3 separate regions of the Homo sapiens genome follow, and regions 1 and 3 are each linked to region 2. The links are chromatin loops, found by intact Hi-C in ENCODE. Cell type or tissue: heart left ventricle. All regions are shown on one strand. Each heading gives the region's core, and the rest is flanking DNA. Links, peaks and the distances in the headings are about the cores only.

Evidence for each region. Hi-C counts contacts between places; a loop is a spot of excess contacts. Peaks named below come from ENCODE experiments on the same cell type or tissue, not always from the same donor. Only the 100,000 strongest peaks of a DNase experiment are listed, where the experiment ranks them.
Region 1: it touches region 2 in a loop (9-fold over the local background); 58 of 110 quality-filtered maps call a loop at or near these places.
Region 3: a loop joins it to region 2, with 12 times the contacts of the local background. A loop is called at or near these places in 14 of 110 quality-filtered maps.

Annotation. Positions count from the first base shown.
Region 1 is chr10:63,972,518-63,982,830 of GRCh38, reverse strand. All of the region lies in intron 1 of LOC124902439 (a long non-coding RNA gene), which reads right to left. It also overlaps the pseudogene LOC100420828. Among named protein-coding and RNA genes, the nearest start is that of REEP3, 460 kb to the right of the region's middle. RefSeq lists a silencer at 6,019-6,188. In heart left ventricle, for the core only: CTCF peaks have their summits at 5,325 (motif pointing left) and 6,094 (motif pointing right); no DNase peak of the experiment used is centred there.
Region 2 is chr10:63,867,420-63,877,732 of GRCh38, reverse strand. It overlaps LOC101928859 (a long non-coding RNA gene), which reads left to right. Exons shown (of 4, transcript XR_246119.4): 2 at 9,516-9,654. It overlaps LOC124902439 (a long non-coding RNA gene), which reads right to left and starts at 5,144. Exons shown (of 6, transcript XR_007062161.1): 1 at 4,757-5,144. In heart left ventricle, for the core only: a CTCF peak has its summit at 5,217 (motif pointing left); a DNase peak (open chromatin) is centred at 5,232.
Region 3 is chr10:64,035,521-64,045,833 of GRCh38, reverse strand. The region is part of intron 2 of LOC124902439 (a long non-coding RNA gene); the gene reads right to left. LOC105378333 (a long non-coding RNA gene) reads left to right here and starts at 8,530. Exons shown (of 3, transcript XR_946014.3): 1 at 8,530-8,701. RefSeq lists enhancers at 3,619-4,119, 4,303-4,382, 4,403-4,482, 4,563-4,652, 4,663-4,712 and 1 more. In heart left ventricle, for the core only: CTCF peaks have their summits at 4,257 and 4,473 (motif pointing left); DNase peaks (open chromatin) are centred at 3,663 and 4,373; H3K4me3 peaks cover 699 bases.

The sequences.
Region 1 (10,313 bases), core at 3,581-8,580, 100 kb before region 2:
AACTCAAGATGGATTAAAAACTTAAACATAAGACCTAAAACCATAAAAACCCTAGAAGAAAACCTAGGCAATACCATTCAGGACATAGGCATGGGCAAAGACTTCATGCCTAAAACACCAAAAGCAATGGCAACAAAAGCCAAAATTGACAAATGGGATCTAATTAAACTCAAGAACTTCTGCACAGCAAAAGAAACTATCATCAGAGTGAACAGGCAACCTACAGAATGGGAGAAAATTTTTGCAATCTATCCATCTGACAAAGGGCTAATATCCAGAATCTACAAGGAACTTAAACAAATTTAAAGAAAAAAAAAAACAACCCCATCAAAAAGTGGGCAAAGGATATGAACAGACACTTCTCAAAAGAAGACATTTATGCAGCCAACAAACATGAAAAAAAGCTCATCATCACTGGTCATTCGAGAAATGCAAATCAAAACCGCAATGAGATACCATCTCATGCCAGTTAGAATAGTGATCATTAAAAAGTCAGGAAACAACAGGTGCTGGAGAGGATGTGGAGAAATAGGAACACTTTTACACTGTTGATGGGAGTGTAAATTAGTTCAACCAGTGTGGAAGACAGAGTGGTGATTCCTCAAGGATATAGAACTAGAAATACCAGTTGACCCAGCAATCCCATTACTGGGTATATACCCAAAGGATTATAAACCATGCTACTATAAAGGCACATGTACATGTATGTTTATTGTGGCACTAGTCACAATAGCAAAGGCTTGGAACCAATCCAAATGTCCATCAATCATAGACTGGATACAGAAAATGTGGCACATATACACCATGGAATCCTAGGCAGCCATAAAAAATGATGAGTTCATGTCCTTTGCAGGGACATGGATGAAGCTGGGAACCATCATTCTCAGCAAACTGCATGTTTTCACTCATAAGTGGGAGTTGAACAATGAGAACACATGGACACAGGGAGGGTAACATCACACACTGGGCCCATCGGGGGTGGGGGACCAGGGGAGGGATAGCATTAGAAGAAATACCTAATGTAGGTCATGGGTTGATGGGTGCAGCAAACCACCATGGCACATGTATACCTATGTAACAAAATTGCCCGTTCTGCACATGTACCCCAAAACTTAAAGTATAATAAAAAAAATTAAATAAAATAAAAATGGTTTTTTCTTTTCTACTGCATCATCAAGCTGCAAATTTTCTGAACATTTATGTTCTGCTTCCCTTTTAAAATGGAATGCTTTTAACAGCATCCAAGTCACCTCTTTAATGCTTTGCTGCTTAGAAATTTCTTCCACCAGATACCCTAAATCATCTCTCTCAAGTTCAAAGTTCCACAAATCTCTAGGGTAATGGCAAAATGTCACCAGTCTCTGGTAAAAGATAATAAGAGTCACCTTTGCTCCAGTTCCCAACAAGTTCCTCATCCTCAACTGAGACCACCTCAGCCTGGACCTTATTGTTCATATCACTATCAGCATTTTTCTCAAAACCATTCAACAAGTCTCTAGGAGGTTCCAAACTTTCTTGTATTTTCCTGTCTTCTTCTGAGATCTCCAAGCTGTTCCAGCCTCTGCCTGTTACCCAGTTCCAAAGTCGCTTCCACATTTTCAGGTATCTTTTCAGCAAGGCCCCACTCAACTGGTACCAATTTACTGTGTTAGTCTGTTTTCACACTGCTGATAAAGACGTACCTGAGACTGGGAAGAAAAAGAGGTCTAATTGGACTTACAGTTCCACATGACTGGGGAGGCCTCAGAATCATGACAGGAAGCGAAAGGCACTTCTTACATGACGATGGTAAGAGAAAATGAGGAAGAAGCAAAAGCAGAAACCCCTGATAAACCCATCAGATCTCATGAGACTTATTCACTATCATGAAAATAGCATGGGAAAGACCGGCCCCCATGATTCAATTACTTTTCCTAGGTCCTTCCCACAACACATGGGAATTCTGGGAGATATAATTCAAGTTGATATTTGAATGGGGACACAGCCAAACCATGTTAGGGACAAACATCCAAATCATATCACACTGGCTCAAGATCTCATATCTCTCCCGGACTTTTACATACTGTCTCCTTAACCTGGAAATAGCCCTTTTCCACCTGGCTGCTTCCTCTTCCTTAAGACACAACTCAAGTTTCTTCTACCCGAGACTTAGTTTTATGTTGTTAGTCACTCCCACTGCCCTAATACTGACCTTTCCACTTGTATTTTTGGTCTATTCCTCTGTCCTCCCTAACACGTTGTAAATTCATCTGGAAAAGAGACATCTTTCAACTTTATATCTCTAGGGCCTAGCGCAGAGTCTACTGTAGAGTCATAATGAATAAATGTGAAATAAAATCAAATGTATGGAGCTGAGGGAAATGCTTGTACTTTTCTGTCTTCTCATCTTATGTAGGTTCTCCTGTTATGACATGACTTAGAGAAGATTGCACCATCAGCAACTAAGTCTAATGGAGACACAGCAGGTCTGTAAGGTCAGCCAGATTTAAGTGAAATTATAATTCTTAAGATTTGGCATTTTAGTAGCATTAGAGCCAGACTGGTTATTTTTCTAAATAGATCCTGTCTAGATACTTCCCTGAAGAAAGGATATTTCCTGATTTTTTTAAGCAGCATGATACAACTGTAATATGTGTTATATTAACATTTTCAATCATTACAGAGCAGGTGGAAGCTCTTCCTTTCTTTGTTCTTCCAGGCCATGAGCCCAGATGCCAGGCCCATCCTTTCTGAGTATGAATGTGTGGAGATAACTGGCAGCTGTAGTCTGAATGTATCCCCCAAAATTCGTATGTTAAAGAGCAATCACCAATGTGATGGCATTAAGAGGTGGGACCTTTAGGAGGTGATTATAGGTTAGGTTCTTATGAATGGGATTAGAGCTCTTATAAAAGACCTTGCTCTTTCACTCTTCTGCCACCTGAGGACACAGTGTTTACTTTTCTTTTGCCTTTCTGTTCTTTCTGCCATGTGAGGACACCTAGGTGGCACCATCTCTGAGGAGTGGGTCTCCACCAGACACAGAACCTACCAGCACCTTGATCTTGAACTTCCCAGTCTCCGTAACTGTGAGAAATAAATTCCTGTGGTTTAAAATTAGCCAGTCTCTGGTATTTTGTTATAGAAGCCCGAATGAACTCAGACGTTGCCCTAAGTCTACATTTTTTTGTCAAATACACACACACACACACACACACACACACACACACACACACAAACATTGTTAAATGATGAAAATTGTAAAGTGTGATTTCCAAATATGCCTCAGGGATGATCTTGCCTGCAGGGAGGTCAGAGTGATGGGAGAGTAGCCAGGAGGGAGGAGGCAAGAGCAAGACGCCGGTCTCTCCATCCTCTGGACCTCATGTCCTCCTGGGTTGCCATTGCTTATATTCAAAAATGCCAACTTCAAACAACAGCATGTAAACTCATAAAGTATGGGCACTTCCACTTCTATTCACTGGCCACAGAAAACTGCACAGTTAAGTCTGGCTCAATATATCACCATTCATGCAAGTTAATTCTTCCTCCAACATTGAGTCAAAGAGCAAAGACACATGAATTAGGAAGAACAAGGCTTTATCTATCTATCTCCCCATCCATCTGTTTATCTATCTATATAATCTGGGAAAGAAAGATAAGGGCCCACTGAGACAAATGATTAAAGAGAATGGGGCAGCTGTAGGAGCAGAGGGTAAACTGCTAGTTACAAGACAAGAGGAAAACTGGCCCAGGGCTTCAGATTGCCAGGCTATTTAGGCAAAGCCAGGTATGGCTTAGTCGATGATGTGTGCAGAGCCCTCTTCTACTCTCTACAGTGGAAATTTTCAAGTCAAGTATGTGAACTTCTGACCAGCCTCATTTGCCCCACACCCTCTGACAGACATATATACCACCCCAAGGTGCTGGTCCTGCAGCTTGCTGTTAGAAGACAGACAGAGGGTTAAATTTGTTTGACATAACTCCATAAAACTGAGCCTCTTTCCATCAGAGTGATGGCTATTCACGGGGGACAGTGGTCACTGCAGCCTGCCATTTTCAAAGAAAGCTTGTGTTTCTTAATTGCACTAGGAGAAGGCAAAGGGTGGATGGCACCACATTTCCATTTGCCACAATCCCTGCTGCTAATGAAAGTGTCCCAAAGGCAAGGCTGATGTTTGCAGTGATCACATCAGAATTGGAAGTATTCTAACCAAAGGTAGGAGCAAAAGTGTCTCCAAGCACAGGTATTTTCTCAGTAGTGCTGTCTCCTCAAAAGTCAAATGGGGTACCATGGCTAGGTGACCAGGTATTCTGACTCAGACCAAAGCAGAAATGTCTCCTGAATCATGTACAGCCTTGTCCCCTCTGACTGTAACAGAAGTGTTATGTGTAATGAGTACCCCAGGAGCTCAGAATGATAGTAGGAAGAGAGGCATTTCCAAAAACAAGTTCCATGATGTCCCTTCCCATTGTACCATCTGGACTTTAACCACATGGGCTCCAGGTGCTCTGATTGTATGTGAGAACATAAGGACCTGCAAGCACAGGTATGCACTAGCTGCTGCTATTCCTAAAGATGAACTCTGATCAGGCACGCCTCAGGTGCTCTGATTGTAGGCATGAAGGAAAGTATCTCCAAGCATGAGAGGGGTGCTGATCTCTCCCACTGCAACAAGTGTGCTCTGGCCAGGGGGACCCTAGGAGCTCTGACGGAAGTTGGGAAAAGAAAAGCCCAACACAGGTGTAGTGCTGGCCCCTGTGACTGTAAGAGATATGCTCTGGCATGACGGGTCTCAGCTAATCTGACCACAAGAAGGAACAAAACTGTTGCCTGGACCTTGATTCTTCTCCATGGGACTGACTCCTCCAATAGTAACAGATGTGCATTCACCCAGCTGGCTCTGATTATAGACATGAAAGAAAGTATCTCCCAGATTTGCTCTTTGTAGAGATGGACCAGATTGCTCTAGGCCAGCAAGAACCTGGTACTCAGGTCTAGGTGTCTCAGCTCAGGAAACCAGTGTCTGCTCAGTCCTGCACCAAAGCTGAGTGGTCTAGATATGGATCTTGGACTAAGGCAGCCACACTCATCCTAAAGCTACTGCAACCCATAGAGGCCACAGATTCCATAAACACAAATGGGTCTGCAGTAGGGTTGGCAAACAGTGAACTATTGCCCCCAAGTCCTGGTGCAGACTCTAAAGCCAGAATTAGTAGCTGTACCAACTAAGAAAATGCCTGAGGTGCAACCACAAGCCAGCTGGGTGATGACAGGGATGTCAAAGGTAGAAAATGGAGACGTCAAATCCATGAAGCTGATTGAGTTGTGCTGCCATCTGGTGGTTAGGATGTGGCAGAGGTTAAATCAGGAGCTTGTGCTGAGGCTTCCTGGTTTCCAAAAGGGAAAGAGCCAACAAAGCTGGTAGCTCCAGGCTGCAGCCCATCAGGGACCTGAAATATACACAGGGGGTCAAAATGATTTTGCAAGTTGCATTAGGGCCACTAACCAACTGTGCCAATGCTGCCTCTGAGTAGCATATTATCTGAACCAGAGAGCTCCGTGGAAAATGGGAAGTATTCGCTGGAGACCAGGGAGACCAGAGATGACAGCCTGGGGAAGGAGCTTAGTATCCATATCAATTTCATCAGAGTCAGAGGTAGGATTGGATGTGGACTCTGCTGAGGTGCTGACTACAGGCATAGAGGCAACTACAGAGGCAGTGATAGGTAGGCCAGAAAAAGCAGAGGCACTGGGGAGAGTGGCTCCTGCCACTGCCCACTAGAGATCCCAAATGTGGATGAGTGATGGCTCTCAGCCCAAGGGAAGATTGAAAGTTGTGGTGGGGCTGCTGATCATAAATGCAAGTGGGCTGGTGGAGGCTGGGGCCTTTGCAGGAGATATGCGCTCCATACTGAAATGTGCCTGGACAAATGGGAGGCAGCCTCACTCTGGAGCCTGGGAACACCTATTTCTTCTCTCAGTAGTGCTGGCTCATCCAGTAGTAACAGGATTGCTCTGAATAAGTGGGCCTCAGTTACACTGACCATATGCACAAAAGAGTCTCCCAACACAGTGTGGCTGGCTCCTCTCACTGTGCCATCTGAACTTTATCCAGCAGGGGGCCACGTGGTCTCACTGTAAATGGAAATGCGTGGGCCTAAGCACAGATATGGGGCTGGCCCTGTGCTGCTACGGATGCTCTGGTCAGGTGTGTCCCAGGCGCTATGACTGTAAATATGAGTAGAGGTATCTCCAAGCACGGAAATAGTGCTGGCCCCAGTGACTACAACAAATATGCTGTGGCCAAGTGGGCCCCAGGTGCTCTGAAGAAAGGTAGAAGCAGACAGAAAAGGACCCTCAAGCACAGGTGTGGTTCTGGCCACTCCAACTGTACCAGATGTGCTCTGGCACGGTGGGTCCATGTGATATGACCACACACACAAAAAGTGTAATTTCTTCTCATTGGGGCTGACTCCTCCAGTAGTAACAGATATGCTCTCAACCAGGAGACCAGTGCTCTGACTACAGACAGGAAGAAAACTGTCTCCCAAGATCAATTGGCTCTCCATAAAAGTGCGGTCTGCAGCCTGGACAACACGGTGAAACCCTGTCTCTACTAAAAATACAAAAAATTAGCCAGGCGTGGCAGCGTGTGCCTGTAGTACCAGCTACTGCAGAGGCTGAGGTAGGAGAATTGCTTGAATCCAGGAGGCAGAGGTTGCACAGTGAGCCAAGTTCACGCCACTGCACTCCAGCCTGGGCAACAGAGCGAGACTCTGTCTCAAAAAATAAAAAATAAATAAAAAATAAAGTGGGGTCTACATTTGCAACAAGGATGCTGTGAGCCATCAGGACCATTGTGCTCAGATTTAAGCCTCTCTCAAAATGAGTTCTGGAACTGGGTGACCCCCTTGGTTCCTCACCAAAGCTGAGTGGTCTAGACATGGATCTTGGGCCTAGGGCAGCCACACTCACCCTAAAGCTGCTGCTCCCCACTGGGGCTGCAGATTCCATAAACACAAATGGGCCTGCAGTAGTCTTGGCAAGCAGTGAACTACTAGCCCCAGGGCTAGCATTCTGGTGGGGGCTCTAAAGCTAGAAGTAGTGGCTGTACCAACAGGCAAAATGTCTGAGGTGCATCCAAAGGGCAGCTGGGTGCTGAAAGGGATGCCAAAGGGAAAATAAGGATGTAAAACCCACGAAGCTTATTGATGCTGTCAGTGAGTGGCTGGGCTGCAGTGGAGGTTAAGTCTGAAGCTCTTACTGGGGCTGTCTGATGTCAATAAGTTACCAAAGCTGGTAGCTGCAAGCTTCAGCCCAGAAGGGGCTCAAATGTGGGCTAAACAGTGGCTCTTGGGCCACAATAACTTTGAAAGTTGCATTTGGGCCACTGACCAACTGTGCAGACAAACTGGTGGGAACAGGCTGAGGTAATGCTGCTCCTGGGTGACATGTTCTCAGAACCAGGGAGCTCCATGGAAAATGGGAAGATGTTCTCTCTGGAGCCTGAAGGAGAACTCAGGAAGAAAGCTTGAGAAGGGGGAGTGATGTCCATGCCAGTGACATCAAAGTTCAAAGTAGCTAAGAGTTCAACCGTGCAGACGTGCTGGTTGCAATGGAGGACATGACTGCAGAAGCAGTGATAGGCTGGTGGGAGAAGGCTGAGTACTGGCGGAGGTGACTGGGGGAGGGTATCCATGAATCCACTGGAGAGTCCATAGGTGACTCTATTCTGCAGGAGGCAAGCTAGGAGAAAATCAAGGTGCTGGCAGGTGTGAGGAGGACAGTAGTAGAAGACACTCCAGCTATGACTGAGGGATGGGAATGCAGGTCCTCTGTTCTTATTACTAAGTGGAACCCCCAAAATGAGCTTGAACCTAAAAGGAGAAAGACAGTCAGCACAAACAGCAAATGGAGAATCAGGAGAGGAATGTGCATCTCATTCTACAGTCAGTCTCTGGAGTGTGAGAAGATAGAAGGGCAGACAGGACTGGGGCCCTGGCAGACTGGTCAGCTAAGTTTGCAACTGGGAATGTTTTAACACGCAAGACCCACAAGGTGAAAGTGACCAGGGGCAGGATGTTTTCATTCCCTACAGCAGGCAGAGCAATAGAACCCACAGGCTGAGTGACACTGCAGTCCATGGTGGCTTCAGTCTTAACTTCCGATATGTTATTGAGCCATTGACACTCAGCTTTCTTCTCTAAGCTTAGGTCTTCTCTAATGACTAGACAAGGAAGCTGAGGAGGGGAGGAAGGCAGCTCACCTCCATCCCACAACAGTAGCAGTGGCGGCAGCAGCAACATTGAAATTTTCCATCAACGAGGCCTACAGCTGGCAGATGTGGGTGAAGAATTTCTCCTTGACAAGCATCTAAATGGTGTCTGGAAGCTTTTTTCCCTGCTAGTCTCCTCCAACATCAGTGAGTGGAGAGCTCTCCGACGGCCTTCATCAAGCACTGTCTCTGTCAGCCTCTTGAGCAGGGGGGAGCAGGATGAGCTCTTTGAAGACGTCTGGGCTGTCTTTACTCAAGCCGTCTTCTGGGAGCCCAGATTGGAGGTCTCAAGACAGAGACCCTCGACTGCACCGGAAAAAAGACAACAGTCCAGTGGCCTCCATAGGCCTAGATGCTGATGGCTTAGTGCTCCTACTGCCACTGTATGCTGATGATTCACCCCTGCTGCCACGGGGCCTCTTCTCTGATCCTGCCACCGTTGCTCACTAGTTGGTGTCCTCTTCCTTCGCTGTTTCTTTCCTGTCCTCTCCTAGGGCCCTTCACTCAGTCTCCTTTGGACAAGGATCTACCCAGTGATTGATGGCACCAGCCTCAAGGGACGACTAGCGGCTAAGGTGGCAAACGGAGGATGGTCTCTTTGCTCCCAGGAAGAGGGATGTTTATTGTTCCCGGGTGGCCTGATTCTTCGAAGTGGCCCATTGGAACACAGAGTGTCCCCCCCAGACACTGCTCAGAACGGAGGGCTGAGCCTGCTGCTGCACAGAGGCAAAAGCTCGCAATGCTCATAGAACAACCCGCGAACAGGGCCCAGGAGAGCTGCAGGGAACCGAGCGATCTGGCCAGGCGGAGTGGCGGGGGCGGGGGAAGGGCGGCGCAGGGACCAGTGGGCGAAGCTGCCAGTGAGTTGCCTGTGAGGAGCCGTTTGAGCTCTGTTGTAGTTGCTAGGCGCAGAGATCGCCTAGCTATCGACTCTGCTCGCAGGCGGCGCTATCCCACGCGGTGCTGGCGACAGTCACTGGAGCACGTGGCAAAGAAAGGGCGCACCAGCGAAGGGCGCCAGAGGGCAATCTTAGCCGCCCACCCGGCGTCCTGTCGAGCGCTTCGGGACCTCCTGCCTCTGAGGCAGGAGTTTGGGCTCAGGTGGGTCCCACGCTGTTGGGGACTGTTGAGGACTGCCACTGCGGAGGCCCGGACCCACAGGGCCTGCGAACCCCTCAGCGCCTGGTACGGGGCGGCAGCTTGGGAAATCAGTTCCCGTGTGTCCTCTGGTCCTTTTCCCGGAGTCACTGAGAGGCAGAACATGCTCAAAGCCAGAGCGCGAGAGCACCCCATTTCCTGACTGAATGGAGGTGGCTTGCATGCAAGGAGGGTCCAGTAAGAGGGGGAAGGGCAGGAGACAAGGGACTTTGGATCTCGTGCGGCATCTAGAACGCCTAGGGTTCCAGGATTGCAGCAGAGTATGTGCTACGGTGGGGCAGGGACCCCAAGCAGCACAGGCGCAACTACCCTAGACTTGACTGTTCCTTTCGAGTTGCCACCACAGACGACACCAGTTTATCCCCACACCTCCACCCCATGCTTCAGAGCTAGGGTCAGAGATGGGGATGCCACCTTCTCTAGGAACCTCGCGAGTGCCTGGAGTCAAGTGCGCTTCTCTTGGCCACCCTGCAAAGGCCAGATCCCAGAGTTTCATCAGCTGACACGTAAAGGACATAGATAGAAAAATACAAAAAATTAGCCGGGTGTGGTGGCGGGCACCTGTAGTCCCAGCTACTCGGGAGGCTGAGGCAGGAGAATGGCGTGAACCTGGGAGGCGGAGCTTGCAGAGAGCCGAGATCGCGCCACTGTACTCCAGCCTGGGCGACAGAGCAAGACTCTTGTCTCCAAAAAGAAAAGAAAAGAAAAGAAAATACAATAGCTTTTTACGTATTGACCTTATATATTGGGAACTTGCTAAGTTCACTTTCCACTTCTGATAGTTTCTTTGTGGATTCCTTAGGATTTTTTTACATACACGTTTCCTATAAGTAATGACAGTTTTACTCCCTCCTTTTTAATTGGTATGCCTTTTATTCCTTTTCCCTAACTTCTACA
Region 2 (10,313 bases), core at 3,208-8,207:
CTATAACACCAAAAGCACAAGCAACTAAAGCAAAAATGAACAAATAAGACTGCATCAAACTAAAAAGCTTCTATACAGCAAAGGAACAAGCAACAAAATGAAAAGTCAACCTGTGGAATTGGAGGAAATATTTGCAAATCATATATCTGCAAGGGATAAGGGATAAATATCCAAAACATACAAGAAACTCAAACAACCCAAGAGAAAAAAAAAAGTGGAAGCATCTGAATAGACATTTTTCCAAAGATATACAAATGGCCAACAGGGATATGGAAAGGTGCTCAATATCCCTAATCATCAAGGAAATACAATTCAAAACTACAATGGGACATTGTGTCACACCTATTAAGATAGCTGTTATCAAAAAGACAAATGATAAATGTTGGCAAGAGTGTTGAGAAAAGGAAACCCTTGTACATTGTTGAGGGGAATGTACATTGATACAACCATTATAGGAAATAGTATGGAGGTTCTTCAAACAATTAAAAATATAACAACCATATGATCCAGTAATCCCACTTCTGGGTATACAGTCATGTGTCACTTAACAACAGAGAAACATTCTGAGAAATTCATCATTAGGCAATTTTGTCATTGTGCCAACATCATAGAGTACACTTCCACAAATCTAAGTGGTATAACATACTACACACCTAGGCTTTATGGTATAGCCTGTTGCTTCTAGGCTCCAAACCTCTACAGCATGTTACTGTACCAAATACCGTAAGCAACTGTAACACAATGGTATTTGTGTATCTGAACATATCTAAACATAGAAAAGATACAGTAAAAATATGATATTAAGATCTTAAGGGACCACCACCATGTTTATAGTCTATAGTTGACTGAAACATCATTAAGTGGTGCGTAACTGTATATCCAAAAGAAATGAAATCAATATGTCAGAGAGATATCTGCACCTCCATGTTCATTGCAGCTTTATTCACAATCACCAAGATATGGAATCAACTTAAATATCTGTCAACAGATGAACAGATATATGAAATGTAGTACATGCACAATGAAATACTTCAGAGTCATAAAAAAAACAAGAAATCCTGTCATTTGTGACAACATGGATGAAACTGGATGACATTATGCTATGTGAAATAAGCCAGGTACAGAAAGATACTGCATTGTCTCACTTATATGTGGAATCTGAAAAAGCTAAAGTCATAGAAGCAAAGAATATAATGGTGATTGATCATTATAGAAATGCAAATCAAAACCACAATGATATACCATCTCACACCAGTCAGAACAGCTATTACTAAAAAGTCAGAAAATAACAGATGCTGCTGAGGTTGCAGAGAAAAGGGAACACTTATACACTGTGGGTGGGAGTGTAAATTAGTTCAACCATTGTGGAAAGCAATATGAAGGTTCCTCAAAGAGCTAAAAGCAGAAATATTCAACCCAGCAATCCCATTAGTTTGTATATACCAGGTGAATATAAATCACTCTACCATAAAGATACATGCACGTGAATGTTCATTGCAGCACCGTTCACAATAACAAAGATGTGGAATCAACCTAAATGACCAAAAATGACAGATCGGATAAAGAAAATGTGGTACATATACACCATGGAATACAGCATAAAAAGGAATGAGATTGTGTATTTTGTGGGAACATGAATGGAGCTGGAGGCTATTACCCTTAGCAAAGTGATACAGGAACAGAAAACCAAATACCACATGTTCTCACTTATAAGTGGGAGCTAAATGATAAGAATTTATGAATACAAAGAAGGAAACAACAGACACTGGGTTCTACTTGAGGGGGGAAGGTGGGAGGAGGGAGAGGAGCGGAAAAGTAACTATTGGGTACTGGGCTTAGTACCCAGGTGATGAAATAATATGTACAACAAACCCCCATGACACATATTTACCTACGTAACAAACCTTCACATGTACCCCCAAATCTAAAATAAAAATTTTTAAAAAAAGACAGAATGGTGACTGCCAGTAGTGCAGGGAAGCATGGTGCAGAGGGCAGAATGAAGAGATGTTGGTCAAAGTGTACAAACTTTCATTTATAAGATGAAGTTCTGGGAATCTAATGTACAACACTGTGACTACAGTCAATATGACTGTATTGTATACTTGCAATTTGCTGAGAGTAGATCTTAAGTGTTATCACCACCAAAAAAATGGTAACTGTGAGGTGATGAATGTAGTAATTAGTTTGAACATGGTAATCATTTTATTATATAAATGTATATCAAATCATCGTATTGTATATCTTAAATACACATTATTTTATTTGTCAGTTATACCTTAAGAAAGCCAGTGGGAAAAAATAAGAAAAATAAACGAATAGAATGTTTCTGGTTGCACTAAAGCATCAGGCATTACTCAGAACAAATATTTGTATCTTTTAATGACATTTGCAAAAGATAAATGTAATTATAAAATCCTAAAATGGGAAAGTTCCTAGTAAGACCATACAGTTCAGCCACTGTTCTGCCTCCAAGAAAAGCTAAGGAAAATTATTTTGAACATGCAGCCTTATATCATTAAAACAACAAAATCATGTGCCTATTCAGTGAGTTCTTAAGGGGCAGAAAAGTTAAAATCTAATCCCTCAATCAACCGGTGCAGAGTCTCTCAATCCTGGCTTCACAAATGCCCAGGGCTATGCCTCACCCCTCAGATATTCAGATCTCAGTGGTTGCAGTGGGATCCTGGGAAGTGATATTTTTTTAGCCTCTCCAAATATTGTAATATGCAGCCTGGGTTATGAATCTCTGATCGCTCCCTAATATTTTTAACATCTTTATTGAGATATAATTCACATATCATAAAATTTATTCATTTAAATTACACTTCAGTGGTTTCCTGTATGTTCATGGACTTGTAAAATCACCACAATCTCACTTTACAACATTTCCATCACCCCAAAATAAAACTTGTACCCATTAGTAGTCAAACACTATTCCCCACCCTATCCTTCCCTCAGCCTTAGGCAACCACCATTCTACTTTTTCTCTCTACTAATGTGACTACTGTAGGTACCTCATATAAGTGGAATCACACAATACTTGTGTCTGGCTTATTTCACTTTGCATAATGTTTTCAAGGTCCATCAATGTTATAGCACGTATTATAACTTCATTTTTTTAATGCCTGAATGGTATACCATTATACGGATATAACAATCTTTGTTTATCCATTCATCAAGTGATGGACATTTGGCTTGTTTCTACTTTTTGGCTATTATGAATAAATTTCCCAAATATTTAAAAGCACTTTCAAAAGCTCTGCTTTTTTAAGTAATATAAAGCATGCATGTAACAGCTTGAAAGCATTTTTTGGGAAGGGAACATCAGTACTCACCCTTCTCTGTGGCGGCTTCCTTTAATCTCACTACTCTTCCAGTGTGGAGTGCAGAACTGAACACAATTCTTTTAACACTGTCTTGGTGGAATTTCAATGTCTAATTGCTTTGCTCAGCCTTACATTCTTGACACCCATGTCAACAATCCCACTGTATTTCTTTTTTTAAACGAGGATATGGCCTCACCTAGTCAGCTTATTATTTATTGTGACTTGGAGCAGTCTTTTCCCACACACCTTAGTGCAGAACATCTTAACACTTTTGGGACTTTCAAGTCACTCATTTCAGCAGCAACAGCAGCAACACCATACCTCCAACAACTCTCTCTTCCTCTCTCCATTCAAAACTGTATGAAACAAGCTCTCACGTTAGTCAGTTCATCTCCTTTTGAAATCAGACCAATGCTGTTTCCTTGGGCAAATTGCATATGAAGGCTCTATCGTAAAAATTAAAGTAACTATCATGTACAGGCACTTACTTTCAAGTACTGGGCTAAATACTTAACACAGATAATTTCATTGTATACTCATAACCAGCCTGCAAGATAGGTACCATTGTTTCTATTTTACAGATGAGAAAACTGAAATTTGGAGCAACATACCCAGTACATGCAGTGGATGAGTAACAGTGATATGGTTTGGCTGTGTCCCCACCCAAATCTCAACTTGAATTGTATCTCCCAGAATTCCCACGTGTTGTGGGAGGGACCCAGAGGGAGGTAATTGAATCATGGAGGCTGATCTTTCCCATGATAGTGAATAAATCTCACAAGATCTGATGGGTTTATCATGGGTTTCCGCTTTTGCTTCTTCCTCATTTTCCCTTGCCACCACCATGTAAGAAGTGCTTTTTGTCTCCCACTATGATTCTGAGGCCTCCCCAGCCATGTGGAACTGTAAGTCCAATTAAACCTCTTTTTGTTCCCAGTTTTGGGTATGTCTTTATCAGCAGCATGAAAACAGACTAATAAGAATAACACCAGATTTCCACCCAGATCAATCTGGCTCTCTGCCTCTCTATTATATATCCTCTTCTGCTTATATAATCATGGAATTACTCAACAGATAATTGTGTCATAGTTATGCCAGCAACTATGCCAGACCTATCGGATACAGAAATAGGCAAAGCAAAAACGATTCCTGCCTTCATGGGGTTTACCGTCTAGTAGAGGATAGAGACACCAATTGTATTGTCCCACAGTCATATAATTACACACTGTGAAAAGTACCATGAAGGCAAGTTGCACTGAACTGAGTGAGTGTGTCACCTGGTCTAGTAGGGTACCAGGGGAGGGAGGGAGTGCTCCAGCTCCCCAAGAAAGTAACACTTGAAGTCTGAAAATCTTCATCCTGGTCCACAAAGAAATTCTGGAAGTGGGATCAGTGGGAGAGGAGAATTTTCTGAGGAAGAGGCTTACCTGGCTGAGATGTGCCTCAGCAATAATGCTGGCAGGTGGGCACCTGGTTCACCACCCTTTCCCCACAGACTTTCTTTGTCCTCAGTTGCCTGTCTCCAGGATGTCTCTTGCATTTGTCCTTATTTCACTTCATGCCACGTGCCTGGTTGTTCCTTCAGCTTACCAGAGCAAATCAGCACCATCTTCTCAATGATCCACAACCACAGAAAACATTCCCACTGAAACCAACATCCATTCAGAAAGGAGAAGGTGGCCCAAATGATTAAGAAACATGTTACACTCTATTTGGCTGGTTTAATTCCAAAAGGTTAAGAGAATATTATTTCCAGGAGCCAGAAGTGGAGAGAAAAAAAAACAAGTCTGCTTTTATGCAGACATCCAAATTGCTGCAATATTAAAGCTGCTCTGGATTGAAGGCCGTGAACTGTGCTGCTTCTGCTCCAAGAGCCTTGGTTTTGCTGCCATCTGCTGCTCCACGCCAGGCAGTGCACTGCGATTCACCAAGGCCTTGCTACACAGCCAAGGCAAGAGGGAAAAATGAAGAGCAGGTTCCAACTCCTGGGCTGAGAGGGCTGCTCCCTCCGGGAAATGGTTGGGCAGCTGGGCCTGGGGTCTGCTGTTTTTGAGAAGCCAGACTCCCTCTTTTAGAGCTAGGGAAGATGCACTGATCGAATGACAGCAGAGAACTTCTGAATGTGGTGTTTTCACTCATCCTGCTGACCTGCTTAAACGCCCTCCTCTGAAATGAATACATCCACTCTACCCTTGGGATCAAATCGACACCTCTCTTGACCTGACCCTGACTTGAGTCGTCTCCAACCTGACTCTTTTTTGTTTTTTCTTTTTTTGTTTGTTTGTTTGTTTTTTGAGACGGAGTCTCACTCTGTAGTCCAGGCTGGAGTGCAGTGGCGCAATCTCGGCTCACTGCAAGCTCCGCCTCCCGGGTTCACGCCATTCTCCTGCCTCGGCCTCCCGAGTAGCTGGGACTAGAGGCGTCCTTCACCACGCCCAGCTAATTTTTTGTATTTTTTAGTAGAGACGGGGTTTCACCTTGTCAGCCAGGATAGTCTCGATTTCCTAACCTCGTGATCCGCCCGCCTCGGCCTCCCAAAGTGCTGGGATTACAGGCGTGAGCCACCGCGCCCGGCCTCCAACCTGACTCTTATACTCTGCTCCAACCACACTGTGAACCATACCGTTGCCCCCACCCACTTCCCTCTTGCCCTCCAGCGTTTGCCCAGAACGTTCCTAAGGCTTAAGTGACCTATGATACCTGCCCATCCTCTTTCCTCTCACTCTTACCCAACACAGATCTCGGCTTAAAGGTTATGTTGCCTGGAAAGTCTCCAGCCCTTCCTCGCCTTCCCATGTCCTCTCCCAAATGCTCCCCTCTCACTCGGTGTCTCTTCCTGACTTAAGATCTACCACACTCACAATGGAGAAAGGGGAGACACTTAGATCAATGGAACAAAATAGAAAACCCAGAAAGAGACCCACATAAACATGACCAATTGATTTTTTAAAAAAAGCAAAAGCAGTTTAATGAAGAGAGTCTTTTCAACAAATAATGCTGGAACAGTTGGATATCCATATGTACAAAAAAAAGTGCTTCAATCCACATCTTGTACCATATACAAAAATTAACTCAAAATGGATAACAGACCTAAATATAAACCTAAAATTGTAAAATTTCTCGAAGAAAAATCTTTGTAACTTTGAGTTAGACACAGTTCTTAGATATAACAACAAAATTGCAATCAATAAAATTTAAAAATTACTTGCTTACGCCTATAATCCCAGCACTTTGGGAGGCCAAGGTGGGCAGATCACTTGAGGCCAGGAGTCTGAGACCAGTGTGGCCAACATGGCGAAACCCTGTCTCTACTAAAAATACCAAAATTAGCTGGGCGTGGTGGCACATGCCTGTAATCCCAGCTACTCGGGAGGCTGAGGCAGGAGAATTGCTTGAACCCAGGAGGCAGAGGTTGCAGTGAGCCGAGATCATGTCACTGCACTCCAGCCTGGGCAACAGAGCGAGATTCCATCTCAAAAAAAAAAGAAAGAAAGAAAAGAAAAATTTAAAAATTGGTAAGTTGGGTTTATTAAATTTTTAAGTTTTTGCTCTGAGAAAGACATAGCTAGAAAGGACAAACTGGGAGAAAATAATTGTAAATTTCACATCTGACAAAGGATTTGTATTGAGAATATATAAAGAATTCTCATGAAGAAGGAGGATGGTTTGAACCCAGGAGTTCAAGCTGCAGTGAGCTATGATGGTGCCACTACACTCCAGCCTGGGAGACAGAGTGAGACCCTGTCTGGGAAAATAAAAAAAAAGAATAATTCTCAAAACTCAACCACATCAAGCAAATCTAGTTTTTTTTAATGGGGAAAGATTTCAACAGGTACATTACCCGGAAGATATATAGATGGCAAATAAGCCTGTGAAATACATTCAATATAACTAGTCATTAGTGAAAAACAAATTGAAACCACAATGATACTATTACATCACTAATAGAATGGCTAAATTAAAAAAGAAGAATATCAAGTGCTGACAAGGATACAGAGCAACTGGAATTCTCATACATTGCTGGTAGGAATGCAAACTGGCATAACTACTATAAAAGAGTGGAAGTTGTTTCATCTTAGATTTATTTTATCTCTAAGTAGCTTCTTATGAAACTAAATATACACTTACCATACAACCCAGCAACCTCGCTCCTGGATAATTACCCAAATGAAATGAAAACCTGTGTTCACACAGAAAATAATATGTAAATGTTTATAGCAGCTACATCACCAAAAACTGGAAACAACCAGAATATCCCTCAAGCTGGGAATGGATAAACAAACTGTGGCACATCCATTCAATGGAAAACTACTCATCAATAAAAAGAAACAAATAATCAATACATGCAACAACATGGATGAATCGCAAATACACTATGCTATGTAAGAGGGCAGACCCAAAAGGCTATATACTCTGTATGGCTCCATTTATATGACATTCTGGAAAAGACAACTATAGAACTGGAGAACAGATTGGTGGTTTCCAGGCACTGGGGAAGAGGGCAGGCTTAACCACAAAGAGGTAGAGGAAATTTTTTTAGAGGAACAATGGAACTATTCTATATCATGATGTGTGATAGTTATATGACTCTATGCATTTACCAAAACTCACAGAACTATACACTTAAAAAAATGAATTTTATTGTATGTAAATTTTTAAATAGAAAAAAAATTAATCACACTCGGGGCAGCCACTGATATATACGATGCCTTGGCAGGATTTGCAAAGAGGCTCCCCCTCTGTGACAAAAGTCCCTGTAGTTCTCATGTCTGCCCTGGAAGAGGGGATGGAGACTGGGTTTTAGCCCCACTTGCCTCCATTATCTCCCCCTAGGCCAAACTTTGCACAAACTGCTCAGCCTTTTCCAGTCATCGTGGCCTAGATTATAATCAGCTATTTATTCATCTGTTTCCCTGCTATCATGAGTTTCTCAAGGAGCTTTTCTGATCCATCATCGTAGCCCCAGCAAGCTGCCAAGTGGCCGGCACAACAAGTATTTGTGGAATGGATGAATGAATGATCACTACTTCCCAGAACTCATCTCTGAACAGCCCACTCACAGCGACATCTCCTTCCTATGAAGTCCTAGAAGACATATCTGTGCCTCTTATTTGTCATAACTAACAATAGAGGCAGTAACTCTATATTGACATAAATGTGGATAGACAGGTTTCTTCCCAGCTAAATTGTAAGCTCTTTTATGGAAGAAAAAGGCACACAAACCTATGTCCCATACAGAGCCTTGAATAGTGCCATATGCATAGGAAGAGCTTAATAAATGTTAGTTGATATGCTGAAGAAACATAATTTTTTCTTAAAAGTATATGGAGAAGAGAAATCACACTAAGAGGCAGAAAAAGACATTAAATAAAACCATTAACATAATCAAATAATTTTTGATTGACAAGGTTTTAATTTTCTTTCTTTGTTAACATGGATATGTGTTTCTATTAAAGAATAAAAATGAGCCAAAGGATTAATGCTAAGTAAGAAAATGCAGTGCTGATAAAAGTGAACGTTCAAATGTTTTCCTCTATGTTTTCATAAATAAGGTTTGTATTTCTGTATATTCTTATATCTCTGGAGAGAAACACGGTATATGAAAGGAAGCCATTGTGCAGAGACACAGCTCAGCTTCCAATTTGCTTTTAAGGATATCCATCTTGTAAATGGGGATAAACTGTAACACCAGGCTTCTATCTTTCAGTAGGAAGAACATGTGCAAAGCATTTCAGGATCCTTGAGGGAAAGGGAAAATAGCTAGCTATTGACAGCATTTTTAGGATGGATGTTGATAATATAGTAAAAGCACTCGAGTATTCGAGGTAGGGGAGGCAAATGTGGCTGCAACATCAAGCATCCCATTTGATCACCAGGATAGAGCTGCCCCGTCAACTGTAATCCTCGGCTGCCATCAAGGTGCCCATCAGTATTAATGTTACTGTTAAATACAGCCAGTTGACTGCGGTACTAATAGAGTTAATAATAGCCACATAGCCAGACAAAAGACTAGAAGCAGGCAACCAAACTCAACCTCAGAATTTCATTCAAGAAGTGCAGGGCCTGCCTCCTGGCTTGCATATGTGTCTCCCACAGCCACAGCCAGGGAGCAGAAACGTTATTCCTCAGGTCTGACAGTTCTATGTTTCCAAGACCTTCCTTTACATCTCACTGACTTCCTTTCAGACTGAATCTTGTCTGCTCTGGGGAGGCACGGAGGAGCCTGTGACTTGTGAGTTCCAGTAATCATTGTACATCTCTGCTTCTGCCTTTGCCAATGAGCCTGATTTTAGGCAGAGAAAGAAGATTCTGCCTAACAAAGTAGGTAAGAGGAAGGTCTCAGAATAAAGAGACCAGGGTTCTGCCACTTACTTCCTGTGTGTCTTTGAGTAAGTTACTTGACCACACTAAGTCTCAGTTTTCTCACCTCTAGAATGGAGATAATAAAATTTACCTCATAGGGTTATGTAAGAGGTGGATGGGATAGTGCACATAAATGGCTCATTATAGGGCCAGACACATAGCAAGCACATAATCAACAAATGGTCATCTTTAAATGTTTTTAGTCATGCTAAAGGCAAACTGGGGAAAGGGCAAGAAAAGTGACTTCAATGCCACTAACTGCATTTCCAAAAAAGAACCTGAACATTCCTCCTGGTGACTCCCTGTAAGAAGTTCACCATAGAGACATCTGCACCAAGCCTACCCCAAGCCCTGCTGGTTCATGTGTCAGGTGGAATCTTTCTCTGACAGTCAGAAACCAAAGCTGCCCCCACCCAGAGACACAATACGCCAATGACTGCCAATCCCATTTCCAGATCAAATGTGCACTTGCTGACTGCTTTGAACAGGTCATTTGGCTGACTGGTTTCCAAGAAAGTCACTGACTATCAAACTAAAAATCTGAGGCCATTTATTGGTTAATAGTCCAGTCCCAAATCACAGGTGGGGCTGGCCGCTGGCAGCTCTGGGAAGAACAGTCAT
Region 3 (10,313 bases), core at 2,163-7,162, 170 kb before region 2:
TCCCAGTTTGGATGATAAATTATATGGTCACTCTAGCCCTGGCCCATCATAGAAAAATAATAATTTCTATTCTGGGACCTACTGCAGAAGAAGAGAGAACTCAGCAACTAGTGCCACTTCCATTTTTTCCTTTTGACCTGTGCTAATAATTAGAGGATTTGTTTTGTTTTCTGGCCTCATAAAATGAATCTGGATCTGGTTTTTTTTTTTTTTTTTTTGCAGTTGCAAGATTTAATAGAGTGAAAACAGAGCTTCCATAAAATGGGAGGGGACCCAAAGGGGGTTGCCGTTGCCTGCTCGAATGCCTGGATTTATATCCCGATCATTGTCCCCCGCCCTGTGCTCTCAGGTGATAGATGATTGGCTATTTATTTACCTTCTGTTTTTGCCTAATCAGCATTTTAGTGAACTCTCTTTACTACCTGATTGGTTGGGTGTGAGCTAAGTTGCAAGCCCCGTGTTTAAAGGTGGATGCGGTCACCTCCCCAGCTAGGCTTAGGGATTCTTAGTCGGCCTAGGAAATCCAGCTAGTCATGTCTCTCAGTTCCCCCTCTCGACAGGAAAACCCAAGTGCTGTTGGGAAGGTTGGCCGACAACCACTCTAACTGTTTCCTGCTGAACTGGCGCATAGTAGGGGTCGTGCAGTTGAGATTTCCTCGGGAGGGGTGCCTTCGATGTCACTAGCATCGGAACATGGGCTAGCAGGCCTGTCCAGGGGTCCGCGGTGGATCTTAGTCATGGACTGCATCTGGGGCTTCATTTGAAGAACAATTTGTAGTTTTACAACTTTGATTCTGGAAGAGACAAACTTAACAAGGAGGTTAAAGATACAGGGATTTAAATGTATAGCCTGCAGTGCAGGGGATTATTTCTTTGGCACACTTCACAGGCCCTGACTATCTGCTTGACAGTTTTGAAAAGGCCTCGTCCAGTAAATAATGATTTGGCCATCTGATGGGTGTTATCAATACCTAAGTGAAAGGTTTGGTGAAGGGTTTTAAGTAATTTCCAATGGTTAGCTGCAGGCATGAGGACATAGTTTCCTCCCCTCAGGATAGCTAGCCACCGAAGAAGGAAAAATACTTTTGGATTTGTTTTCTTTTTAAGCATCCAGTGTTAAGCCTACAGGTGGGCCAAGGAAAACTGTAATAAGCTCAAAGTAAATTATCAAGGCACTTTATAGAAACCATTCAGCAATACCATCCAATATATTTATTGTATCAATCCTCATATAAAGATTTACTTTTACACTTTTAACATTTTATTTTTCTTAATCAAAGATAGAACTATCTGTTTGACCAAAAATTGTTTCTTTCCAAACTCCTGCCCTCACATCGTATAAGATTAAGTATGTAAGTGATGAAGTAGCCAGTGGCTTTGTTTATTTTGAATAAGTGCTTGATTCAACAACAAATAGTAGACAGCTAATTAGCCATGGTAGTTTTCTGCTTTAATATTGCCCAATCAACCAGGGAAAGAATGATTCCCATTGAAAACTCAGGAGTTCTGAGTTTGAGTCCAAAGTTTGAGCAAACTATCCATTATGTACTGAATTGTGTTCCCCCAGAAAGACAGGTTAAAGTTCTCACTCATAGTTCTTCAGAATGTGAAAACATTATTTGGAAATGAGATCTTTGTAAATGTAGTTAGTTAAGTTACGAAGTCTTACTAGGCTAAGGCGGGCCCTTAATACAATATGACTAGTATCCTTATAAGATGAGGGAAATCTGGACAGAGACACAGGAAGGAAGAACACCAAATAAAGACAGAGGCAAGATTGGGGTGACGCAGCTACAAACCAGGGAATGCCAAGGATGGCCAGCCACCACCAGAAGGAGAGGGGCCTGGAACAGATTTGCCCTCAGGGACCTTAAAAGGAACCTATTCTATTGATACTTTGATTTAGGACTTCTGGAACTGACAGACAATAAATTTCTTTTGTTTTAAGCTACTCTGTTTATAACACTTTGTTACTGCAGCCCTAAAAAACTAGTACACTCTCTAATCCCTGTAACCCTCAGTTTCCTCCTGTGTACAACGAGTGCACTAGTAAAATCCACTCTCAAGCTTGTAGTGAAAATCAGAGTACTTAATGTCTGGAAAAGCACTCTGTGAACTGTAGAGCACTAAACCCATGACACAGACACCTTGGAAGGAAGAAGGATCCACAATTCCCCTCCTCTGAGACTTTCCCAGGAACACATCCCGCCACCTGACCCAAGAAGGCAAATCAGATTTTCTCTCTTATGAATAAGGAGTTGATACCAAAGCTCTGATCATTCTGTGTAGAGCACCTGACCTGAAGGACAACCACCTTTTTCACTGCACTGGAAGCAAGGGGAGAGAGTCTGCAGGGAGAAAGGGATGAAGCAGAGGCCCAAGAAACCTGGGGATGTTAGGCCACACAGCCCCAGAGAAAGACTCACAGGATATCTGCATGGTTCCCTCAGGCTTTCTCATTCTTGCTTCACACCCTTTCCTCTGGACTGTAAGCACCTTGCACCTGCATCATTTCCTGTACTCCTCTGTCACTGGGAGGATGTCAATATGAAGCTAAAATATAAATACATACAATGGCATTAAAATGATAGAATATAAGAGATAAGAGGTGAGAAAAAGGGTGGGAGGGCGTGGTGGGGGAGAGAGAGAGACTGAGAGAAAGACTCAGGCTTACTTTTTTTGACAGTTCAATATAAATCGTGCAAACTCTGGGCTACACCCCAACTGAAAGGCTACAAGAGCTATAATTACTGCATATTAATGACATCACTCCAATTGATTTTGAAAAGAAAAGCGCTACGTGACATTTGCTAACATTATTTAGTATTTCTGAGACCTCAATTTTATCCCCTATAATGGTTGAACAAACTCTATTAGTGGTTCATAAAACTGGGGATGCTGGAGGTATAGGGGTCGTTGATATTTTCTGAATTTTGAAAGTAATTCATTAAATAATAATTTAAAACTTTCTAGTTTTTTTTGTCATCAACCCTTACAAGCCCACTAGAAAAAGTTTCTTTCTGTTAAGCTATTCTTCTTGGTAACAAGTTAGATCAGCAACTCTGCATGCATTTGGTTAATTTGTCCAACGATTTTTTGATAGACTTAAAGCTTTCCAATCACAGAGTTCTGGGTAGCAATGGCTATCTCTCATAAGGAAAAAGCTAGAAACCAAAGAAAGTGATTTTGAAGCTCCCTTTTGGCTGTAATAGTCCAAGAGTCTTCAAAAATTGGGGGTGGAGCAAGGTGGCCAAAAAGAATACTCCAGTGATCATTTCCCATAGAAACATCCTTTTGAACACGTACCCATGTGGGAAGGTACCTTCACAAGAGCTAAGGAAATCAGGTAAGAGCTCTCAGTGCCTGGTTTTAGCACAATAATAAGAAAAGACACATTGAAGAGGCTAGGAAGGACAGAGTCTCACTGCCTGCTTCACCCTTCCCCTAATTCCAAGCCTGGAAGCTTGGAGAGAGGCATTGCTTGCTTCAAGGAGGGAGAGTGGAGTGAGTGCAGGATTTTGACGTGGAGCCTGGTACCGGGCAGAACTCCAGGTCCCCATCCCAGGCCAGGGCCCGCAGATGGATCGTCTGGACCCTCCCGGGTGCCAGGCCTTGGTCCTGGTGGGATGGGCTCATGTCCGGCCTGCACGGCTGAGGGCGTCTCCAGGGGCTTCGGCCACACGTGAACTAGAGGCAGGCAGGCCGGGGATATGCCGGCCCCAGCCGTGCACTGTGGGTGCGATCCCCCTTAAGGTCAGCCTTGGTGGCCACGTTGCTGCCTCCACCATCCCGCCCCCAAAGCTGGGCAGCACAGTGCAGAGAGCGACTCCGTCCGCTGGGGAAGGGGAAAGCGCTCAGTGCAGGACTTTGTCTTGGAACTCAGCACTGGCCCCCACGAGCCACTGTGAAATCCGACATTGGCTGGTTTCCTCCGTGTGGCAGAACCAGATAACCCCAGGCTGGAGCCTGCGGACGGAGTCGCTTGGGGGACCCGCGGCCCGGTGTGGCGGCCTCGTGCTCTGGGCCGCCTCGGCGCCAGCTGCCTCGGTGGCAGGCAGGCCACAGCCGCGTGAGCCTGGGGAGTAGCCCTGTGCTGGGCTGGTCTCGGAAGCTGCGGACTCCGGGTGTGGCCCAGCGTCGGTCAGCTGTGGTGGCCACGGCGCTGCCGTCCCATCCCTCCCCCAACCCCAGGCCGCCGGGCACAAAGAGAGGCAGCGTCTGCTTAGGGAAAGGAGAGAGAAGTAGCCTCAAGACGTTGCCTTGGAGCCCAGTGCTGGACCCACCAAAGTGAAGCCCAGAGCTAGGCAGAACTCTGCAGCGCCGGAATGGAGCATCTGGACCTGCCCCAGCCTAAGGCGGAAACTCACCGAAGCTTTTTAGGTCCCTCGGAAACAAGGTCACAGGCACACCTGGGCTCAGCGCGCCCTCTAGTGCTGAAAATGTGGCAACACACAAACCACGGACTTGTGGCAAACGTGGGCTTAGGGTGCCATCTAGTGCTGAAACAGCAGCAGTGAAAGAGGTTCAGAGACGGTAACAGAAGGCTTAGAGGCTCTGGAAGGACGGGGACAACGTCAGTCTTTGAAGACTGGAATAAATACCTAGTCTTTCGACACACAGACTTGTCACATGCCCACAAGTATCAATAATAATATTCAGGGAACCAAGACCTCACCAAATGTACAAAATAAGGCACCGGGTGCTATATGAACAGGTGCCCAACATCACTCATCAGGGAAATGCAAATCAAAACTGCAGTGAGACATCACCTCACTCCAGTCAGAGTGGCTACTATCAAAAAATCAAAAGATAAGTGTTGACAAAGATGTGGAGAAATGGGAACCCTTACACACTGCTGGTGAGAATGCAAATTAGCACAGCCATTACGGAAACCAGTATGGTGGTTCCTCAAAAAGCTAAAAATAAAACTAACATATGATCTAGCAATCCCACTGCTGGGTGTATATCCAAAGGAAATGAAATCAGTATGTAGAAGAGATATGTACATTCCCATGTTCATTGCAGCACTATTCACAATTGCCAAAATATGGAATCAACTTAAATATCTATCAATACCTGAATCGATAAAGAAAATATAGTGTGCATATACACAATGAAATACCATTCAGCCATAAAAAAGAATAAAATCCTGTCATTTGTGGCAACATGGATGAACCTGGAGGACATTACATTAAGTGAAATAACTAGCCACAGAAAGACAAATATCTCATGATCTCACTCATATGTGGAATCTAAAACATTGTTCTCATAGAAGTAGAGAGTAGAATAGTGGTTACCAAAGGATGGAGAGTGGTGAGTGAGGAGATGATGAGAGACTACAGTGAGTTAGGAGGAATGCATTCTGGTGGTCTACTGCAAAGCAGGATGACTAAACAATGCCATATTGTATATTTTAAAATAGCTAGAAGCTGTAATCCCACTTTGGGGGGCCAAGGCAGGTGGATCACCTGAGGTCAGGAGTTTGAGACCAGCCTGGCCAACATGGTGAAACCCCGTCTCTACTAAAAACACAAAAATTAGCCCAGCATGGTGGCAGACGCCTGTAATCCTAGCTACTCAGGAGGCTGAGGCATGAGAATCTCTGGAACCCAGGAGGCAGAGGTTGCAGTGAGCCGAGATTGCCCCACTGCACTCCAGCCTGGGTGACAGAGTGAGACTTTGTCTTAAAAATAAAAAAGCTAGAAGAGGGGTTTATGAGTGTTCTCATCTCAAAGACATAATGTTTGAGGTGATAGATATGCTAATTACTCTGATTTAATCAGTTCACAATGTATACAACTATTGAAACATGTTGTACCCCATAAATATGTACAGTTATGTCAATTATAAACTTTTTAAAAAATAAAATAAATTGCCCATCCTAAATTTCTAGAATTTGCAGTAATAACTCATTTTTTAAAAAATAGAAAAAAAATCCAATCCTTTAAATAACACAAAGATGACAAAGGACAGATAAAGCTTTTCAGCTTCAAATTTTCTCTGATACAGAAAAGTGACTGTTCCAAAAACAAACAAAAAACATCCTTTTCTTCAATCAGGAGTATCTGGGTGAATTCCAAGAATCCAAAAATAAAATAACTAAATTTCACTGATTTTATTTGATCTGTCAAAGCCAGATAAATAAAACTTCTCTCAAGTCAGGCCTTTCAATTTGTTTTCTTCTGTTTTTACCCTGCAGTAACTAGGCAGAAAAACCCTATCCCGTTGCCAAGGATCACCCAGATCTCAAGAAATCAATTCTCTGGAAACTCCTCATAAATCATTTGCTTCCCAAACAGCAATGGGCCTGTGAAATTGAAAACACTAAAAAGTACATTATGAAAGTAAAAGTTTCTTTAAAAGCCTTCACGGTTCGCGGAGGCCACATGCACCTTAGGCAACACCAGCAGAGCAGCAGGAGGGGAAAACAGCCGGCATTATTGAAAGGCACGTGGAAACCATAAAAGCCACAAGTCGAGGAGGAATTCTAGAATCAGTACACATGGAGGAGGGCCAGCAAGGTGCAGGCTGTGGGCAGTACCACTCAAATGCCTACAACCCACAGCTGAGAAAAAACAAAAAAAGCTCACACAACACAAGGTGATTATGACCAATGAGTTATACCAACTGGGAACTTCGTAGAAGCAACATCCTACACCTTGATTAGTTTCGTGTTCTCTGGGGAACCCTCGCACAGTGTTAGGCACGGAATGTTGCTTACTCATCCCTATCAAGTCAAAGGGAGTTTTTAAAGGAATGTAGGCCACCTAACTTATGTAATTTAACTGGGTTTTGAAATGAGAACATACAGAATCACATAAGTTTAATGAAATCCTTGAAGAGCCTGTACCTCTGGCCTCAAATCCTTTCAAGGAATGAAAGGGGAGCAAATTTGGAGTAGATAGAAGCACCATTTGGTTTGGAGTCACATTCACAAAGGTCCTGAACTTAAGCCATTTGATGGTATCCCCAAATAAACCTACACACATATGGTCACAATATCCTCTGGCAGACAGAATAAAGACAGTCATCCTACAACCCTGTAAGCTTGTGTCCCCTTACTGAAGTGCATATGAGTAATAGTTTTATAAATACTGTAATTCTTTTATGAATAGCCAAAGGAGTTAAAAGCAATTATATGTAAACATTTATACTGCCATAACTGTAAGCTGCTTTAGTCATTTTTAAATTTTTAAACACACCAGTAGACTCAAAAAATCGTGATGGCTCTGTTAGGAGCTTCTCAAAGTGAGGAGAATCATGAAATGAGATCTGCCCAGGCCAGGGAGTCCTGCATTACATGGGCCAAGCAACAAACACACCTAAGCAAAAACTGTACACAGAAGGAACTACAGCTTTTCCACTGAACTCCAGGGCTTTGCACAGTGCCAGTCACACAGCCACTTTGAAAGCTGAGCACGTCCACATGTCCGTAGCCTCCTTCTGAGAAAAGCAGCCATGGGAAATGATTTCTGCCAAGGTCACCATACTGTGTTCTGTGAGACCCACTATCACGGCCAAGGCTGATTGGTCAAGAGGTTGGTGCCTGAGCCAAGCCACCTGCCAAAAACCAGCAGGCCTCGGGAGTAGCCTGACAGGACAGCCTTGCCGGGCAGGATGCTCTATGCTGGACAGGAAGCGACTAAACCAATGACATTCTCAAGGAGCTTCAATACTTCCAAGAGTCAGAAATCAAGAGAGTGATATGGAAGCCAAAGGCACACAGAGAAAACTCAACATGCGGAGGTCATAAAACAGCAGAAACCACAAGTCACAGAGAAGAGTGGAAACAGAAGACACTCAGTAGCAGGAAAGCTACAATCCCTAGAGAGACTGAGGAAGGATATGCTTATTCAGGGCTATGACTGAGTCTCGGGGGACAAGAATAAAAGTGGATTTAAACTTGATTACCTTTGTGAAGATCCTATAGCCAAATAAGGCCACACTGCAAAGTAGTGGGGTTTAGGACTTCAACATATGGATTTTGAGGTGGCAAAATTCAACCCATAATAGTGTCCAACAGTCAGTGTGACTGGTATCCTTATAAAAAGGGGAAATTTGGAGACAGTGTGCTCACAGGAAGAACGCCCTGTTAAGATGAAGGCAAAGATTGGGGTGATGCATCTATAAGCCAAGGAACCCCCCAAATTGCCAGCAAACTACCAGAAGCTAGCGGAGGGCCACAGAGCAAATTCTCTCTTTCACAATCCTCAGAAGGAAGCAACCCCATTGACACTTTGATCTCAGACTTCTAGCCTGCAGAACTGAGAGACAATAAATGTCTGTTACATCCCCAGTTTATGATACATGGTTAAAACAGCCCTAGCAAACTAACCCAGGCACGGAGCGCTACCGTTGAGTGAGAAACATCTGCTCTGTTCCTTGAGGCTGACTATTTGGCTACTGAAAGGCTTTCTGTCTTCTATCCTCCCGCTCATGTATCCCCACAATAACTCCCATAACCTCAGACAACCCGAGCCTGTCTGCTCCCTGGAAGCTGAAAGAACTTCAGTAACTCAGTTGGAGTGCAGGCAGCAGTGTTTGGGAAGGAGTAAATGAAGCAGTTGGAAGCAAAGAAGCTGCTGCTTTGGGATCCGCAAATCAGAGGATCAGGAAATGTGAAACAACTTTCCTGACAGCTTCAGGGAGTGACATCCAGGCAGGAACTCGGCGGCTTGGCAGAGCTGGAGGAGGATAGCAGGTGAGCCTGGGAAACCTACATCCTGGCAAGCTTCTTGCTGGGGGGAGGGATCTGGTCTCCCAACCACTTGTTGTTCCCATCCAAGCCACTCTCTCCAATAGAACAGTTCCTGAAGGCACTAATAGAGATCAATTTTCTCTATTATTCGGGGTCTGCAATGCAGCAAATATTTCCGAAGCCAGCCTAATCTCTTAGCAAAGCCCCTTGACTCCCCCACACAGCTGTTTTTAATGGTGGACCAGGGACCACATCATGCAAGCACTTTCTGGGTTCTTTTACACTTCCTCCTTCCCCTAAAGCTCATTTTCCCACAGCCTGCATTCACTGGATGCCTGGTGTGAGGAAAGAACTGGCACATGTCCTGATTCAGCCATCTGTGCTTCCTCTCCCCACCAAAGTGAAAATGCATTCAAACTAAATTATTTTGAAAACACATTCTCTCCATTCAAGTTCTACTTCAAGACCTCACAATAGAGGGCACCTCCACGATCTCATTCCTGGCAGCACTTGAATGGGGGCTGCTGAACAATACACTCTCAGTACTTGCTCAGAAAGAAAGACAAGACTTGGGACGAAAACAGGTGAAAGCTCTTCCGAGATTTAGAGAGACAGGACCCGGTGCCGAATTGCTTTCCAGGCGGTCAAGCCGCATTGCTCATTACGTGGAGTGAATGGGATGATTCCAAACCAGCCCTGGACGAGGTGGCAAGTGAACATGTGCTTTAATTGCTGCTTATTCAATGTTTAAATTATACGTTTTTATATTTAAGCCAGTGTTAATTTATTTTGCCTTTTTATACCTTTACATTAAATAAGCTTTCCAAAAGGCTTTAAGGGGAACAAACATTTTTGACTATTTTCCTTATGCCAGACCACATAATGGGCTCACAGTTTATCTCATTTTATCTTCACAACATCCCTTTGTAATGAGTACTTTTATCTTCATTTTAAGGAATAGTAGTAATCCAGCTCAGAAAGGTTAGTTAACTCATCTAGGACACACAACAAATAGGCAGAAGGAGCAACATTTGAACCTAAGTTTTTACCATTACACCCTTCTAGAGATAGATGGAGGGTGACTTTTAGTATCAGAGAAAAGATTATTTGGATGCAGTGATTAAAACATCTCCTCTATTATTGATTCTTTATATTTCTGAGATAAATCAATTAGTACCACTGTCAGAGTGTGAGAATCAACCATTTCTAGCATAATTATGTATCAGTAATTATTGATCCCTAATGAACATAAACTCTATTTTAGGATTGTGGCCAGTGAGGCTTAGAATGGTTCTTTAGGAATCCTCTAGTCCCACAGAAACCACATTTTAGACTAAAATTTGGACTAGAAGGATTCCTCTACAATGTCTAAATAGCAGTTACAATTTTTATTTTGCTCAATTGAGAAGAATTATAAACTAGAATCAAAATGTAGTGGTGCTTTCTTTTTTTTTTTTTTCCTGAGACAGAGCTCCACTCTGTCACCCACGCTGGAATGCAACGGTGCAATCTCGGCTCACTGCAATCTCTGCCTCCCCAGGCTCAAGCAATTCTCCTGCCTCAGCCTCCTGAGTAGCTGGGATTACAGGCATGCCACCATGCCCAGCTAACTTTT